Linked DNA regions of Homo sapiens: region 1 is linked to region 2. The links are chromatin loops, found by intact Hi-C in ENCODE. Cell type or tissue: IMR-90. All regions are shown on one strand. Links, peaks and the distances in the headings refer to the core of each region. The heading gives the core; the rest is flanking DNA.

The links. A loop is a pair of places that touch in the nucleus more often than their neighbours do. Peaks named below come from ENCODE experiments on the same cell type or tissue, not always from the same donor. Only the 100,000 strongest peaks of a DNase experiment are listed, where the experiment ranks them.
Region 1: it touches region 2 in a loop (2.6-fold over the local background); 4 of 110 quality-filtered maps call a loop at or near these places.

What each region holds. Positions count from the first base shown.
Region 1 is chr3:125,228,359-125,237,950 of GRCh38, forward strand. ZNF148 (zinc finger protein 148) reads right to left here. Exons shown (of 9, transcript NM_021964.3): 8 at 5,853-5,971; 9 at 1-5,581. The coding sequence ends at 3,983. Among named protein-coding and RNA genes, the nearest start is that of SLC12A8, 20 kb to the left of the region's middle. RefSeq lists a silencer at 3,473-3,673 and an enhancer at 3,607-4,806. In IMR-90, for the core only: no CTCF peak of the experiment used is centred there; a DNase peak (open chromatin) is centred at 3,643; H3K27ac peaks cover 182 bases.
Region 2 is chr3:125,433,211-125,442,802 of GRCh38, forward strand. No RefSeq gene overlaps it. Among named protein-coding and RNA genes, the nearest start is that of ZNF148, 63 kb to the left of the region's middle. In IMR-90, for the core only: a CTCF peak has its summit at 4,777 (motif pointing left); no DNase peak of the experiment used is centred there.

The sequences.
Region 1 (9,592 bases), core at 606-8,605, 200 kb before region 2:
ACTTCAATTATGCTGTGTAAACAGTGTTACGTTCCAATAGGAGGAACAATGGAATTTGCTTATAAAAACTGATTAAAGATAATCATTATTAAATGAAATAAGGATAATTAATAACTCTGAAATGTTTTTAGAACTTTCCTGATGCTACTTGTAAAGTTAGCACTGCTATGTATTATTGCTTACATACAGTACAACATCATATGCCTTCTAACATAAAGCAGTACTGTGATTTGTTTGTACATATTTACAGATTCTTAAAAACAAGCTGTAAAAACATTACATACTTTCAGACAATACAAATTAGCACATTGGTACTCACTTCAAAACAAATGGAATGCATAACATTAATAAACATCATAAAGGAAGACTCACATAAAAGTCCTTGATTGTCAAGACACGTTTATATATAAACTCTAACTGTGCAGAATTAAAGATTCAATCATAGGTACATCCTTATTTGATGAACCATATTTACAGCATGGTATTGCATAAAAAAATAAAATAATGTTTACAGGGTTTTACTTTTTTATCCATTGGATTAAAGAAAGCAACAAACATAACAAGAAATGTTTGTCTGCTTTAGTTTGTTTCCTACCAAAGTTTAAGTGAAAAAAGGAAACACGGTTTTTATTTGCAGAATATAGCAAAACAACTGGAAAATTATTTCCCTGAAATAAAGCAATTTGAAACGGAAAATTAAATTAAATTTCAGACTCAAAATACTTCTCAATGATTATTATAGTGCTTCTTCAAGTAAATATACTGTGAAAAAAAAATGAGTTCTAGTTTAAAATGTTCTAAGAAATGCAGTACTACAGTAATGCCTACTTTTAAAGTTTCCCGGCCTTTTTTTTTTTTTTTTAAACAGCCCTTTAAAAACCCAAATTAATCAAATGAAAGAAGCGGCAAAAGATCTAACCTAGCTGGCACTCTGCAAGTGTCTCTCCTCTGTGGAAACGAAATCCTGCCCTGAGCACAATTCTTGACATAACTGCCTTCTGCCTCTTGAGATAAAAATGACCTGACCGATGGCTGGCACCCTCAGCCAGAGCTAAGAAGATGGATTCCTACCTTGTTAAGTACCACATTTGCATGTAGACCCAAAACGTTTAAGAGCCACTTAAATATTCAAGACAAATGAAATATGTGAGAATAAGGTTTTAAAAAACCCTTTAGAAGATGTTCAAGAGATACTGCCTCGCCTAACGTGATGTTTCCAATCTTCAAACGTGAGTAGGTCCCAAGAGGAAAAGCACACCTCACTCAGATTGATCAAAAGTTTAAGGGTGTACCAGCATGTTTTTATAGAACAATGTGCTCACTTTGAGAAATGAGAAACATGAATTGCAGAAGAATATCTCATATCCTCCATGTTTCAATCTGAAGCAGCACACAAGGCTACTTATTTTCTCCATTAATGCCCAGATAGAAATTAAATAACCTTCTGAACCAAAGTGGGGAAATCCAAAACTGTTGAGATGTTTGTCATATTATGATAGAACAAGGTAACTCTGGTAGGCATTTGGAATTTCACAGTAAGAGAGTGATGACTATACGTAAATGGTAAGTCAATAAGTTATGCTGGCTGAGTATCACTTATCTAAAAACTGCTTATAACCTGGTAGAAAAGTCTGCCATTATGTAGATTTAAAGAAATGTGTTGAAAACAGGAATGCAACACCTGAAAGTCTGCTTGCATAACTACCATTTTCAAAGGCCTTCCTTCCCAAGCTCACCCTAAATGCTCAGCAAGAGTCACATTCTAAAAACTATGCTGGTGATGTTAAAACAACCGAAAAAAACCTCTCCACTGTATCAAAATTGCATCAAGTTCTCCATGAACAAAATTTTTGATCAGGCTCCAAAACAACTCAAGAAATAAATGCCTACTCTCACCAAAAGAGAAAAATACCAATGCCTATTTAGGGTGAGCACAGTTCCATTTTTAACGTATCACCTGAATGAAGCCTTTTTGTAATTATGTAATGCACAACACAACACACACAATCTTAAGAGTCAATAATGGCAGAACTTAAATATTTACTTCAAAGAAGTCTTAAATTCTTGAAAACTTTGGCAGCAAAGAAAGCTGTCAAACGGGAAAACTACTATTTCAAGCAAAACTTAATAACCAAAGTATACAGGAAACCACATTAAATATAATTTATATTCCTTATCATAAAAACACCAATATATTCAAAATAAATGAAGGATGTTAAGGGTGGATAGTTATTTCTTCCCTTTCTTTATGAGAACAGTCTTGGGATAACATTAAATAAAAGAAAAAATAATTTAAATGGATAACATATTCTATATTGAAACAAAGACTGCAGAGCTATAGGGCCAGTATAAGAGTCAAAATGGAAATTAAGAATATTTTCATTTTCCAAGGGTATTAATTTTAGATTTTCACTGGTGCTATATCAGGATGTGCATTGTGACAACGATGGCAGAAAATTTAAAATGTAAAAATGAAAAAGTTGTAACAAAGAGTCAATAACTAATATAACTTCCAAAAATCAAAACTGCCCAACGCATAACTCAAACCATCATTCTTCAGAAAAGTGTGTGTGTGTATATATACATAAAAGCACTATTTATTGTACCATGCTGTATTATTTTAAGACAGAGTATTAAAAAAAAACATTCATGGTATAAGGATAAAGTCTGTAGTTTATTTAGATTTTGAAATGCAACAAAAATTTTCCGATCACTCATCTAGCTGAAAAAGAAATGGTAGTTACTGGAATTAGTAAACACTTTTGGTTTGTAAAGTTGTAATGAGCAGTGTTCATTAAAAAGTAACTCAAGATAAAATATGCAATTAAAATGCCCATTTCTTTAGTTTCTCTGGATACTGTTTAATTATCCAATCTATCAAGAGTCTAGAAAGAAAAAGATTAAACCAGGTTTTACAGTTCCAAAGATATCCCAATTTCCTTTTATTGCCAAAAGTTAAAATTGTCAATTACGAGATGATTATGACACAACCATATCAAACCTAAAAATCTAATTTTTTTTTTACTTTGAGAAATCAAAAATACCAAATAGATTCTAAGTGCTCTATGTTAACTGAAGTGTATATGTAAAGTAAAATACAATTAAGCTTTAAAACGTGGAATATACATTTTGTGTAAGCATTATGTTCTTGGGAATGTAATCTACAGAATTTCTTTTACTAAAACTTCAAAACCTTGATACCTGCACATGAAAAATCATAAAAAATATCTAAGTACAACTGTACAAAGAAACTGACACCAATATGCATACTTCCATAGAGAAGTGACTGCTTCAACAGTTGTGTGTTTTGGTAAAAGTTCTGAAAGTATGCATATTTTTAAAGTAATTAGGCTTTTAAATAGTGGAGTCTTAGACTATCAGATTTTTATTACTTTTTTTCCTTCAAAAAAACACGTCAATATAATGCAAAATGAAAATCAAGGGTATATGGCATATCATTCTTTTTAAAAGGTGGTTTCTTGGTTTTTTTCCCCCTATAGGACACACTAATTTATTTAAGCCATAATCTCTTGACATTAAACTTTTAAGTTCACTCTGTCTGTAAAGTATACTCAGATTCCCTGCTGAAGTGCAATGACTATGCTGAAAAACTTAGAAACAGTATGAGTAAATTTCACACAATTACTAATCTCCTAAGAATGTACAATGTTATCAGTTAGGAAACAATTGTGCGAAAGTCTTTTTTTTTTCCTTTTTAACTTGGTGTGGGTGGAATAGCAAGTTTCTGATCTAAAACAAGTAATGCATTGCTTCTATAAAGGTGACAACATGTAAGGCAGTTCAAAGAATGCTGACTAACCAAACGAAATGCAGTTATTGGATTATCTTGCTATTCATATCAGCTTAACTTGTTATTACGCATTGCTCTTAAATCTGTACAGCACTCCATTTACACAGAGTAACCCCACTCTTGATTAATCTGTTCTAAAGTGCCAGTATTATTTACACTTTTTTTTTTTTTTTAGCCAAAAGTCTGGCCAGTTGTGGCATCAGGTGAAGATGTCATCCCAGCTCTATTATCATTTACATTCACCAAGGGAAATTCTGAAAATTCAGCACTTGTCCCTGGTCCCCGAAGGTTCACCTGTCCATTGGCAGTGCTAAATTGAGTAGCTATTCCAGCTCTTGATCCATGATAGGGAGCACGGAAGGGCTGTTCAAAGGAGCTCATTTGGTAAGCTTGGTGGACAGGCTGGGCCTCAGCTTTCTTCTGAGAAGTCACTTGATCCAGAAAGTCCTGTGTTGATGTGGCAGAAGCATGGTTTGTCTCATCACCTGAAAAGGGAAATGAGTGCTGTGAATCACCAACTATTAGTCCAAAGTGGGACTTATCTGGAGTTGTTCTTAGTGGAGAATTCATTCCTGATCGAAAGCTATTGATGGGCATGGTGGCATAGACCTGCTTGTCTATGGAAGAGAATGCTGGCTGATTTGGGAGGGTCTGGTTATCAGTCACAAAGTTAAGGCTCGGGCTATTCAAATAGGCATCATTTTGGCTAGTTCTGTCCAAAGCCTGCTGCAGAAACTTGGAGTATTCCTGCAACATGTTGGCTTTATCTGATGAGGATGCTTGGGAGCTTGATCCAACATTCTCTGACGGGGTGACCTCTGGTACTTCTGAAGAATTTATTGATATGCTAGAAGTCACTTCAGTATCTGCAACACTGAAGGATATCTCATGCTGTCCATTAGCTTTGTGGGAATAATGATCCAACAGAGTCTGCAGTACCTCATCTGGAATAACATTTTTGTCATGATTACTCTTAATCTCCACATTCAGTGCCTGTGACTCTAATATGGATGCCGTGGTACTTTCATCAATGACACTTGCCACAGCTGCTTGTGTTACAGAAGGCTGAGAAGCTATGGTACCCACATTCAGCGCATATTCCCTGCTGTTGTTACTTGCTGCTTGAAGATACCGCTTCTTCTTCAAAAACTGCATGGCATCATCATAATTAGTACTACTATGCACAGGTTTACTGGGCCCCTCCTGCAAATTATCAACCTGATCAATGTCAGCATTGCCTTCTGAGTCCAGTAAAGCCTGTTTATCCACAAGTTCAAAAGCATACTTTGAAACTTTGCTCTCTTCATATGTGGATAAAGGTGAAATTGTTTGATTTTGCTCCAGTGGCTGTTTCAGACTTCTCTTACTATTAATTTTTTTGAGAACTAACTTAGGTGGGTGTATTTCTCCTGACGCATCTTCTAAATGCGAGCCCCCAACTGACGAATGTGGCATTTCAACAGCATATTCTGCAACCATATACTCATCTTTTACTTTAGTACTTGAAGAATAAAGAGGCAAGTAATCATTTTTGTCTTTTTTCAGGTCAGATTTGTCCAAAGCACTCTCTTTGTCCATTCCAGATGATTTTTTCTCCGTTTTCTGCCTTTTCTTTTTTGGCAGTGAGTTGTCTTTTGGTGATGTAGAAAAGCCAGAATCTTCCTCAGATGTCAGAAGGCCACCTTTGATGGCACATCTATTTAGTTTTTTGTCATGATTTTCATGGCACATACGTTTATGTTTCAATACACGATCTGTTCTGGAAAAATACTGTTGAATTCAGAGGATGGTAGTGGGTTGTTTGTGGTTTTGGTCAACCAAGAAAAGAAAAAGTGAAACAAAACAATTAATATAAAGATATATTAATGCAATAACATACATAATTCCAAACAAATTCACTGAGCCAATTTTCTATTATAAATCTAATCTGTAAGAGTTAGAAGGCCCCTTAAATAGCTCTAAGTTGTAATATTTTCTAATCTAATTTATAATTATTGTATAATTTAATTACAGTAGAAGAATTTCAAGCCATCTCTCTTACCTGTAAACAGTATTCACACTGGTAAGGTTTTTCTCCACTATGAGTTCTCTTATGCCTTTCCATATGATATTTTTGTATGAATCTCATACCACATTCATCACAGCGAAATGGTTTTTCACCTAGCACATAATATAGAAAGTTTAAAACAAAACAAATATTGTAAAATAATGAATTGCTTTGCCATAAGAATCTCTAAAATAAATGGCTTTTGAAAGTTGTAACTTCCAATTTCATTTGTCAAATATATTTTGCTTTATAAAAATGAAAAGGATTAGCATATGCTATTGGAAAGAAAAGGATGAATACAGGCACAGTCCATTTTCCTGTCTTTTTGTTATGTGCGTATGTAATACCCTCTTTCCAAGGAGAACAGCAGTGCCAGGAATTTATAGCAATATGAACAGACTAGCTGATGTTTCTAATCTTTTTTTCAATCATATAAAATATTGTATAACAGTAAAAAACAAAAAGTTACCCATGCACAATACAACACAATTCCTGGAGACAGTTTTTTAACTCAATTCCTTTTTTAAAACATTTGTGGTTAAATAAAATCTGAATCCTGAAAATATCCTTTAAAATCTAATTTAATAAAATACAAAAAGAACTTAGAGTCTTAAGTTTGTTTATATTTATTCTTTTCCTCAACTCAAGCCAGCACTTCCCATATCATTTAGGGAATGAATTAAACTGAGTATTGTTAATTGGACACATAACACATAACCCCCATTTTTGAAAATCCCCTAATGACTCCTAGAATCTTCTGATTCATAGTCAGGTGTGTTATCCATTGTGCCACTGGCCCCCGCAATGATTTCTAAGCTGTAAAGAACCACTACTATGAAGCTCTAAAATAGTTTTTACTGATAAAACCACAGTCTAAGTAAACAGAAGGGTATGACAAGAAGTTACCTTGAATAATGCTTGTTGGGGAAACTACTGTTTCTCCCTTTCATACATTTAACAAAATTTTTACCAAATACTACTACTATATCCAAACCCCTTGTTGTAGGAGGTTAAAAGTATAAGACATACTACTTGTCTTCAAAGTTTATAACATAATTGGGAAAACAAGATACACACATTTTAAAAAGACAACTAACAACACTATGTCTATTCTGATTTACTTTTACATCTTTATATTTCACTCTTTCTCTTGGTAACCCTTTCAGACAAACCGAAATACCTACCATCTCATGCTTTCCTACTTTTGCCCTGATTCACGCTGCTCCTTCGATTGGGAATGTCCACCTTTGGGTGTTCAAATACTATATTCCCTTTGAGACCCAACCCATCTCCTTTGGGATACTCTGTCCTTTTCTCCCAGGTGAAAGGTATCTTTAAGTTTCCACAGAATTCTATCTGTACCTCTTCTATGGCACTCAGTACTTTCAACTCAATAATCATTGAGTTAAACTTTTTTTAAATTTCAAATTACTGAGTTGTTTACTGCTGCACTATTCACAATAGCAAAGACTTGGAACCAACCCAAATGTCCAACAACGATAGACTGGATTAAGAAAATGTGGCACATATACACCATGGAATACTATGCAGCCATAAAAAAGGATGAGTTCATGTCCTTTGTAGGGACATGGATGAAGCTGGAAACCATCATTCTCAGCAAACTATCACAAGGACAAAAAACCAAACACTGCATGTTCTCACTCATAGGTGGGAATTGAACAATGAGAACACCTGGACAGAGGAAGGGGAACATCATAAACCGGGGACTGTTGTGGGGTGGGGGGAGGGGGGAGGGATAGCATTAGGAGATATATCTAATGTAAATGACGAGTTAATGGGTGCAGCACACCAACATGGCACATGTATACATATGTAACAAACCTGCACATTGTGCACATGTATCCTAAAACTTAAAGTATTAAAAAAAAAGAAATAATTATATTTAATTATTTTGCATATCTCTATTCTTCTACTAGATTATATTTCTTTAGGTCAGAATCCAGGCCTAAATTATACTGATGTAGTTCAAAGTACCTTACACAATTAAAAAAAAATTTTTTTCTTGTACAGATGGGATCTCACTATGTTGCCCAAGGCCTGTCTTGAACTCCAGGCTCAAGCAATCCTCCTCCTGCCTTGCCCTCACAGAGTGTTGGGGTTACAGGCATGAGCCACTGCGCCTTGCCCCTTGTGATAATTTTAAGTGCCAAATGAAAGGCATAAATAGTGACCATTACAGTGGATTATTAAGGGGAAAATGTTACTATGAGCTAGTATGATTTGGAATGGTTTCTTAGAAGTGTTGAAATTTAAGCTGAGTAGCAGAGAGATTAAAGCCAAGGGGAAAAAAATGTTGGGGGTGGGGAGGGAAATAACAGTACTCTAAGTGTTTAGATACTATAAAATGTGCAGGAGAAATGGTGTCTAAGAAGAGAATTTAATTTGGCCACAAGTAAATTGTTTAAAACTTTCAGGAATGTAACTTCAGTAATTACTGCAGAGCTACCAAATTTTAGAGCTGAAGCGTTTCCCGTGGCTTTTGAGCTGTGCTCTTTCAAGCTCGAGAGGCCCACACGGACGGCTGCTGATGTGGCAACAGGCTCAAAGCTTGCCACTCAAAATTAGTACAGAATAGCTCACTTGTATACAATGGGGCTCCAAGTAAGGGTTCCAAAGATTCAGACTAGAAAGACAGCTTACTACAATGAATCCAGACCAATTCACTCATTTTACAGAAAGGAAATATTGAAGGCCGAAAAGTTAAGGCACTTGGTCAAGGGGTAATGAATGCATTAACTAATGAAGCAATGGAAGCTGGGAGAGAAAGTCACTTATAAAGGAAGTTTGGAAGTGAAAGAAATGAGAAGATGGAGATGGGAAATAATAGTTAAGAGGCAATCCATTCCAGAATAAGCACTGTTTAGGACAGGGAGACTGAATTGACTGAAGGCAGAGGAGCCAGTGAAGAGAAACTGATTATCAATACTGAATACCGCCGAAATGGTGCACAATCAAAAGAACAAAATCCAGAGGAACCAAGATGGGAAGGGAAGGAGATTACAGGCAATGTTGTTGGACAGGGGAAGAAAGAATACGTGCAAATTTTGAAATAGAGCTGGTAAAGCTGGGTGCAGTGGCTCATGCCTGTAATCCCAGCACTTTGGGAGGCTGTGGTGGGTGAACTGCTTGAGCTCAGGAGTTCAAGACCAGCTTGGGCAACATGGGGAAACCTGTTTCTACTAAAAATACAAAAATTTAGCCATGTGTGATGGTGTGCACTTATGGTTCCAGCTACTCGGGAGGCTGAGGTGGAAGGATCGTTCAAGCCTGGGAGGTGAAGGTTGTAGAGAGCCAAGATCGAGCCACTGTTCTCCAACCTGGGTGACAGAGTGAGACCCCATCTCAAAAAAAATTAAACTAAATTTAAAAAAGAATGTAGATGATAGAGCTCATTAACGTCAGAAGTTACAGTTATTTATCAAAAGTGATAATGAAAGAGAAAAATCAGTAAGTTGATTACAATTCAATTAATTCTATATATTTGTGGATTGGAAGACTTAACATTAAGATGGCAAAACTCCTCAAACTGATCTACAGATTTAAAACAGAAATTGACGAACTAATCTTAAAATTCGCATCTAAAAGAGCCAAAACTATCTTGAAAAAGAAGAATGAAGCAGGAGGACTTATACTTCCAGATTTCAAAATTTACTACAAAACCACAATAACCAAGATATTGTGATAATAGCTTAAGGACAAGACATACATATCAA
Region 2 (9,592 bases), core at 677-8,676:
ATGGTGCTTGTGCTGTGTGCTGAAGAGGGCTTGTGCAGTGCTGATAACACCAACGTTGCAGTGAGCTAACTTGCAGGTGTCTGGTGATAGTTGGGTGCAGCAAGATTGTGAGTTATCTGCACAGGAGGGCTGTGTGTCCTGGTCCATGAAGAAAGGCAGACTCATAGCTTATCTGCTTTTTCTTTTTGCTTTCCCCTGATCCCGCCAGCCTCATTCCTTTTCCCTAATTAGTGCTTTACAGATACCCCTTTTTACGTTACCCCTTTTTACAAGTTAGAAAACGGAGATTCAGAGAGGATAACTCAGCAATTTCCAAGGTTGGCGGATCAGAATAACTGGGGAGCTCTTAAAATGCACATTCCCAGGCCCCGCCTGCAGAACAACAGAACCAGACCTTAGTTCTGTGGGGTCCAAGGTCACACACCTCTCCAGTAGGAAGACAGGGCTGGGACTGGGATGAGACAGGTGAGGCCCTCGCTGTCGGGTGCCCATCTGTCTGTGTGACCCAGAGAGCATGGGCCTCCTTCCAGTCTGCACCCTTGGTCTCACCCAAGACCCGCCCAAAGCAAAGCCAGCATTGGGATTACAGATCTGTCTGCGGAAAGTCCACACCCTTAGCCACAAAACTATTATTGTTAATACTACAGCCCCAGGATGCCTTAGGGCAGAGATTCTCAAACTGGAGCCTGCATCCAAATCACCCAGAGTGCTTGTTAAAACGCAGAGCGCTGGGCCCCACCCCATTTCTGAGTCAGCAGGTCTGGTTGGGGCTGAGCATTTACCTTTCTAACAAGATCCCAGGTGGAGCAGATTCTGCTGGCCCAGTACCACACTTGGAGTACCACACTTGGAGATTCACCGCCTGAAGGTAGAAGGAGCTGGCACCTCAAGCAACAGCTCTCTTCTCTAGATTTCTTCTCTCAGAGTCTATGATGAAATGCTCTGGGCAGCTGGATTGCCTGACCCTGCAACCCCGAGGCACTCCACTTCCAAGTTGTAGTAAATTCCCTCATTGCTCACCTGTATCCAAGCATCTTGATGCAGGTATTCTACGCTGCTCCCCGTTCCAATCAGGAAAGAGTATCCTAAGAAAGGGTCTAAGATTTTCCAGGAGTGAGGGGTCAGGCCTTAGCAAGGTCAGCACTGATAGCATATTGCTCTGTTGGCCCCATCATCTGCATGGGGGCTTCTGGGATGGCGTTGTTGAGTTCATGTTCGTCTTTGGGCTTTTTGTAGCCCCACATTTATGCAGCTGTCTGGGAAAAGGAGAACTTGGTCTGAAAGTTACTAGGTGTGCTCCCTCCGTGAGTGATCACCCTGAGAGCAGTTGCAGACATTTGTGTTAATTAGTTAATTTAATTTTATGTGCACCTAGTTAGTGCTCTAAAAGAGAATCTACAAATTAATGGCAGCTCACGTGCAAATGACTGAAATTCATAGCCCGGGCTTTATGGTTTTGGTTTTCGTTTTTAAACAGCCCTACAGCCTGTGGGCCAGCACTGGGTATTTCCTTCTAATCCTCAAAAAAGTATTTCTGATTCATTGAAAACCTAATTGCACAGCTCATAAGGGAAGTTCCTTCTAAAATGAAAACCCAGCATCCCGGGGGCATCGGCCCTTACTCATTTCCACCCGTTACCAATTGCAGACTCACTCAGCTGCCAGCACCACTCTCCTCAACACCCTGATTTTACCCACCTGTCTGACCCCTGACCTCTAACCCCTGACCCATACCTCTTCCTCCCAATGTCCCTATTTGAATCTGGGCCCACTATGGTTGGGGAAAGTGCTTAAAGTTGGTGTCAGGACATGTGGTTTCACCTGCTAACCAGCTGCGTGCATTTGGCAAAGTTACCTTTCCTCTCTCAGGCTTCAGTTTTCTCATCTAAATACCTATGAGGGTAACAGCAGGGTGGTTTCTCCTCAGGGAAATGGGAGGCCCTGCTGGGAAGAGGAATCAGGACAGGAAATGAGACGGCCCTTGGGACAGGAGAGGAAGGACCCGCTCTGGGGCTTTGGGAATTGGACTTGGAGGTGCTGGAAGGACAGGAACCAGCTCTGGCCTGGGGTGAGCTGGTCCTGTTTAGTTAGAAGGGAGACTTGTGGCATCACTGAGTGGCCATTTTGGTTTTTGCTGGCAACTGCAGTGAGGGACAGCCTCTCACTTCAAGGTGATGCCAAGAGTTCTTGGAGCTCCTTCTCCTGAATCATGGGGAGAACTGGCTCAAGCTGGTTGGGGCCTGGCTTGTGACCCATTGTGTGTGCATGAGTTCAAAGAGCTCAGTCTCCAAAACTCTGTGGCCATGGAGCCCAGGCTAGGTCTAGGCTAACTACAACCGTGCAGAGGAGTCCTTGTCCCCATTTTGAGCCCCGAGAAACCACTGTGGCATGAGAGGCAGGTCTCAGTAGCCTGGAAGCTTCCTGCGGAGACAAGGTCCCCGCCCTCAAGACAGTTCCCAAGTGGACATGGTGCACTATTGGCCAACTGCTTGTTGGCCGCAGCCACGACAAAGAGTGGCCTTTTAGGCCTCTTTGTTTCTTCTCAGGGAGGTGAAGTAACCATGACTAGGAAGCACCCAGGGTTCCCTAGATTGACTATGGGAGGAGTTCCAGTGAGGACTTTTTTTTTTTTTTTTTAACAGAGACCACTCCTTGTAAAAAGGACATTTTAAATAATTAGTGTGTTGGGAACATGGAGTCACTTCTTTAGACCTTAAAAAATAATTTGTTGTTTTCATTCAAGTGGGTAAAGCAAGCTATTTGGTTATTTAAGAGAACTAGCCTATGATCTTATGGGACCACCAGCAATAACATTCCATGATTCTGTGAGATGTCCCAGATCCCTTACTCCATTGAACAATAGCCAACGTTATTTACCTAGCACATACCTACCAGGCACACTTGACATGCATTTATTGTCATTATTGTATCTAATATAACATTTCTTTTTTCTTTTTTTTTTTTTTTTTGAGGTAGGGTCTTGCTCTGTCACCCAGGCTAGAGTGCAGTGACGCAATTTTGGCACACTGCAACCTCCACCTCCCGGATTCAAGTGATTCTCCTGCCTCAGCCTCCAGAGTAGCTGGGACTACAGGCATGCGCCACCACGCCCAGCTAATTTTTTGTATTTTTAGTAGAGATGGGGTTTCACTGTGTTGGCCAGGCTGGTCTCGAACTCCTGACCTCAAGTTATCCGCCTGGCTCAGCCTCCCGAAGTGCTGGGATTACAAGTATAAGCCACCACACCTGGCCAATTGTATCTAATATAATAGTTCTGCAAAGCAGGTGCTATCCACACTTTGCCCTGAAGAATCTGAGGCTCAGTAAAGGTAAGTAACTGACAAGTCATGGAACTTGTAAGAGGTGGAGCCAGGAGTCCAACCAGGCCTGAATGTGACTTCAGAATCCCCTGATTTGCAGCCTAGAGCCTCAGTCTTGGCTACTGTTCTAGGACCAGCCCCACCTGGAGGTCCCTAACTCTGGTGCCAGTCAGGAGCTCACCTTTGTGCATGGAGCAGAGGGACCCTCCCTTCAGTGTGAGGACAGGGCACTGGGAGGCAGTCAACTCATGCCTGGGACACTGCTGGGGGAGGGCTAGGGGGAAACACTGGTCCATCCAGGCAGAACCAAAACATGGTAGGATGTTTTAAAAGTCCTTTTCAATTGCTGGGCACGGTGGCCCACATCTGTTATCCCAGAGCTTTGGGAGGCCGGGGGAAGAGGACTGCTTGAATTCGAGACCAGCCTGGGCAATACAGTGAAACCCCATCTCTACAAAAAATGAACAAAACTAGCCAGGTGTGGTGGCACGTGCCTGTAGTCCCAGCTACTCAGGAAGCTGAGGCGGAAGGATGGCTTGAGCCCAGGAGGTGGAGGCTGCAGTGAGCTATGATCCTGCCACCACACCCTAGCCTCGGTGATAGAGCGAGATGCTGTCTCAGACAAAGAAAAAAAAAGGCCTTTTCATATTCCAATTCCATTGAAATACAATACCCACAACATGGTGAAACAATTTGAATGTATGTTCAAATGGTTTGAAAAAGATGCTGCCCAGCAAGAGTGGAAAATGGACAAGCAAAGCACCAGTGTTTGTACAGACAGGAACGCTAAAAAAAAGGAAAGGGGAAGAGTTTAAAAAATAAAACCTTCTTTTTTTTTTCTAAAGTGGAGCAGAAAAATCTCAAAATGTGATGGGGAGATTGAAGAAAAGAAAGAGGCACGTCCTTCCTCCCAGGCTGGAAGATTGAAGGGTGCCTGGATAGATGGTGAATCTGAGATTCTCTCCAGAACCAGGAATGCCCACCTATGCCCCCTAGAAGGGTATATTCGAATCTCCTGGGGACCATTCACTGCCCACCAACATCCCACTCTCTAAATTTCTTGCCTCAAATTCTGATACGCTTTCCCAGTTGAAGGTCTTCCTATAGCTTTGATTACTGCTAGGAGTGTGCTAGTGCAGAGGGCAGAGGCAGCAAAGAATGGGCAGAAAATCAGGGAGAATTGCCCAAGTGTGGGTGACTTAGAAAAAGAGATTTTCCCCTGAGGAATTATATTGATGAAATCTAGGCTTGAAAGGTCCAAGTTCAAAGGTCTGCTTACTTTATTATCGTTTTACCCAGAGGAATGTGCCTGTTAGGTTAATATTTATTTTATTGAATAATCTAGTTTTAGTTACTGTCAATAAAAGTCAGCGCTACTTTTTATAGGAAAAAAAGGCAGTTTTGTGGCTAATTTCAGATCTCAGAGAGGTTGTTCCTGGGCCCATTGGCTCTACCGCCACCTGGTGGTAGATTCCTGTAGAACAGGGCTGGCCATTTGGGTTTCGGACCAGAACCCAAGTCTGAGAGGTTGGAATCCTGATCTGCTCACCCAGTAGCAGGGTGACCAGTTGGACAGACTTCCTCTCTCCCTGAATTTCAATTCCCATATCTTAAAATAGAGACCATAATATCTACTTTTGGAGTTTGTCGTAACAATCAAATGAGTTAACATATATGTAGTGCCTAGTGCATAGTAAATGTTTAATAAACTATTAACTATTAGCCTCATTGAAAAAGAACTTGATATCCCCATGGGCTTGTTTCCAGTGGTTTGCCATGGAGTTCTGTTCTCACTATTTCCATAACTGACTGGAGCAAAGCTACAGAAGACACGGCCCCTGCATCATGGCCGACACTCTGCTGGTCAGAGGCTGGGAGAGACTTACGGTTTGGAGGGACGGGCCCAATCTAACGGATTAAATTGTAAGAGGAGTAATGCAAGTTCCAAATGACACATAAAGTCTGCCAAGTGCACACATATTGGGTGAGGGACAAAAAAAAAAAAAAAGACCAAGTCAAAAACACTGAGGGATTTTGGGAACAGATAGCTCAACAGGAGCCAATTGGGTGACACAGGCACCAAAAATTCTAATTTCATCAACAGCCATGAAGGAACAACATATATGAAAAGTCTTTAAAATGTTCATACAGCCTAACCTTGTAATTCCACTACAAGAAATCTACCCAGAGGAGGAAATCATCAGAAACAATTGCATACAAAGATGCTCACTTCAGTGTGGTTTATAAAAATGAAAAATTAGAAACAATGTCCAATAATAGACAAAAAGTTAAATTGTGGTTTATCCATGCAGCCCTTTAAATTTTTCAAAGGGAAATGCACATGAAATAAGTTGAGGGGGGTGGTGAGAATCGGGCTCTCATTACAAATAGAGGACACATTGATAAAAGGCAGAATTAGATAAGATATAACAAAAGCCTATATGCAGCTGATAAGATAGCTTCAAAATTTATAATGCAAAAACTGACAACCCTGCAAGGAGAAATGGACAAGTTCAACTTTAGGAGACTTTAATACACCTCTCCCAGTAATTTATAGATCAAGTCAACAGTAACAACAACAACAAAAAGTCAGGAGACTGATTTGAGTAATAACTCCGTTTACTGCAATACCTCAGTCTCAGTGAATTGATTTTGTCTGTGCACTTATCAGGCAATTACAATAATTTGTTAGAATGACTCACAAACCCAGGGAATGCTTACTTATTATTCCTGATTTATTACAAAGGAAAATTTAAAGGATGCCAATAAACAGCCAGATGGAAGAGACGTGAGAAATAAAAATAAAATCCTGAGTACCTCCAACAACAACAACAACGACAAAAAATCAGTAAGAAAAAAAGAGGGCGGGCGTGATGGCTCATGCCTATAATCCCAGCACTTTGGGAGGCTGAGACGGGTGGATCACCTGAGGTCAGGTGTTCAAGACCAGCCTGGCCAACATGGAGAAACCCCATCTCTACTAAAAATATGAAAAGTAGCCGGTCGTGGTGGCAGGCACCTATAATCCCAGCTACTCAGGAGGCTGAGGCAAGAGAATCGCTTAAACTCTGGAGGCGGAGGTTGCAGTGAGCTGAGATTGTGCTACTGTACTCCAGCCTGGGTGACAGAGTGAGACTCAGTCTCAAAAAATAAAAAAAATTTAAAGAAGAAAAGATTTGAACAATAGAATTTAGAAGCTTAATATGAGGGCCCTGCATAGTACACTGCACCCTACAGCTGGAGAATACATGTTCTTTTCAAACACATCTGGGATGTCTGGGCACAGTGGCTCAAACCTGTAATCCCAGCATTTTGTGAGGCTGAGGCGGGCAGATTGTTTGAGCCCAGGAGTTCCATACTAGCCTGAGCAACATAGGGAGACCTCCAACTCTACAAAAAATTAGAAAATGAACCAGGTATGGTGGTGTGAGCCTGTAGCCCTAGCTACAGAAGCTGAGGTGGGAAGATCACTTGAGCCTGGGAGGTCGAGGCTGCAGAGAGCCGAGATCACACCACTGCACTCCAGACTGGGCGACTGAGCAAGACCCTGTCTCTAAAACAACAACAAAGACAGATAGAAGATTTATAAAACTTAACTACACACACACACACACACACACACACACACACACACATAAACGCAAATCAACTATTTCAGTATGTGGGGCTAAATTCTAAGGGGAAGTACAGGGAGTTTTGGGAGTCAGAGGCTCAGGGACGATCTCCCAGAGAAGGTTATGACTGGGCTGAGTTTGTGAAGATAAGTTATCCAGCTAAAGGAGGTGGGGCTGGAGGCTGAGCTATCTCAGGCAGGGCATACAGCAGGTCTGAGGGCCCCTAGGCAAACAGAAGTGAGTTTAGGGAACTGCAAATCCCTTCCCAGAATTCACCTCTTGCTTCCAGGCAGGGGCCCTGACATGCATCTGCAGGGGCCCCACTAAAAGCTATCGGTCAGTTTCCATCTCTAACAGGAGATGGGGGTCTTCAGTTACCATCCAGCCAGGGCATGTCCCCCAGAAAGGAACATGAGCTGGGCCCGAAAAGGAGCTGCCCAGAGCTCCAATGTCAGGCAGGATTGGGGAGCTCCCTGCAGGTGGGCAGGATGCAGGACCCCTGAGGCCCCACCACCTCCTAAGGAAGCCCCCTCCCCATCCTCTACTACTCCTAAAAAGCCTGGAGGGCCTCCCTGCAGGCTGGCTCAAGCAACATGGACTCCCAGCCCTTGCCCCGCCCAGGCTCACACATAGTTTCTCTGGGGCTCAGGCAATGTTAACACAGCTATCACTGGCTTCCTGCTCACCATGCCAAGCTGTCACACACGTGAGCTCAGGTCTAGGAAAGAACTCTAGAGGGGTTTGGAACACTACCTGTCCAAAGTCTCTGAGTAAGTGAAATGCAGTGTTTAGCCCAAACCTTCATTTTAGCTAAGTGCCTTCCTGTGTCCTCCCCAAGAACCACTCTCAGGGTACCCTCTCACCTGGTGTGGGGCCTCACTTTACCCTCCTTTCAGTCTCTCCTTCCTGACTACTGAGCAGGCAGGGAGATGTGAGAGCCAGAGAGATTTGGGCAAGCCACACAGGCCCATTAGCTCAGCAGCTATGGAGAGAGAAGCCATAAAGAAGGAGTCTTGTCTGGAAAGCAGAAACCTGGACGGACTGGCTGTGTGGCCAAGAGCAAGTCACTTCCCCTCTCTGGTCCTCAGTTTCTTCCTTTTTAAAATAACAGGAAATCATCTCTAAGCTTATTTCTAGCTGAAGATTCTGGGATCTTATTTAAAGAATTGGGTCTATTTCAAAAGTCGACTTAGTTTTTTTGAGGTGGGGGACAGGGTCTCCCTATGTTGCCCTGGTTGGTCTCAAACTCCTGGACTCAAGGGGTCCTCTGCCTCAGCCAGCTTCAGGAAGTTCGTAATTGGAGGATATTGTCCCTTTTGTTGCTTTTCTGGGGCTGTTGCAAGGTGGAAAGAAACAGAGGTGGGCATCCTTGAGCCACTGCTGAGCCATGACTAGGAATTAGACTTCGCAAGGGAGCTGCGTGCAGTGGCTCACACCTGTAGTCCCAGCACTTTGGGAGGCTGAGGCAGGAGGATAGCTTGAGCCCAGGAATTCAAGACCAGCCTGGGTAATGTGGCAAGACCCTGTATCTACTAAAAATAAAAAAATTATCTGGGTTTGGTGGTGCGTGCCTGTAGTCCCAGCTCCTAGGGAGGCTGAGGTGGGAGGATCGTTTGAGGCCAGGAGGCAGAGGCTGCAGTGAGCCAAAATTGCACCACTGCACTCCAGCCTGGTGACAGAGGGAGACCCTGTCTCAAAAAACAACCAACCAACCAACCAACCCAAAACACCCAAATGATGATGCAGTGAGTATCTCAGTGCTCGAATGAGAGCATATCTGTAGGTTAAATTTCATGGGAATGCTTTAAAATAAAGTTTTATGTCTTATTTTAGGGTAAGTAATCTCCCAAATAGCTGAGACTACAGGAGCATACCACCCAGCCTGGCTAATTTTTAAATTTTTTTTATAGAGATGGTGTCCTACTATGTTGCCCAGACTGGTCACAAACTCCTGGGCTCGAGCAATCCTCCTACCTTAGCCTCCCAAAGTGCTGGGATTATAGGCATGAGCCACCATACCTGGCCATCATCTGTGATAGCCCCAAACTGGAAATCACTGTCATTTCCATTACTACAAGGCAAATGAAATGAATTATGGTCTGCCAAAAAGAGACTGGGGTATCTGTACTGACCTGGGCCGATCTTCCAGATATGTGAAGTGTGTACTGTATTCCCCCATTTGTGTGTGCTGTTGGGGAAGGTGTACGTGTCGGTATATGATAGGTAATTTCTGGAAGGATGCATAGGAAACTGGTAACAGTGGTTTCCTCTGGGGTGAAAACAGGGGGACTGAGGGGCAGGGAATGAGCAGAAGGACACAACTTTTCACTTGTAGGCCTTTAGCACCATTTGAATTTTTGTTTTTCCATCTCCATATATTAACTTCAAAATTTTTCTTCTGGTAATATAGTAACAATTGACTTTAAATGCAAAAACAACCTTGCATTCTGAGATACTCTATTGGGTCATAATGCATATTGCTGGATTCAATTAGCTAATAGTTCAGTGATTTTGCATCTATGTTCATGATGTATTTAGGCAGTCACTTTCTTTTCTTGAAATGTCTTTGGCCAGTTTTGGTATTGTGGTGATACTGTCATCATAAAAAGAGGTGGGAGGGAAGTGTTCCCTTTTTCTTTTATTTTCTGAAAGTTTGCA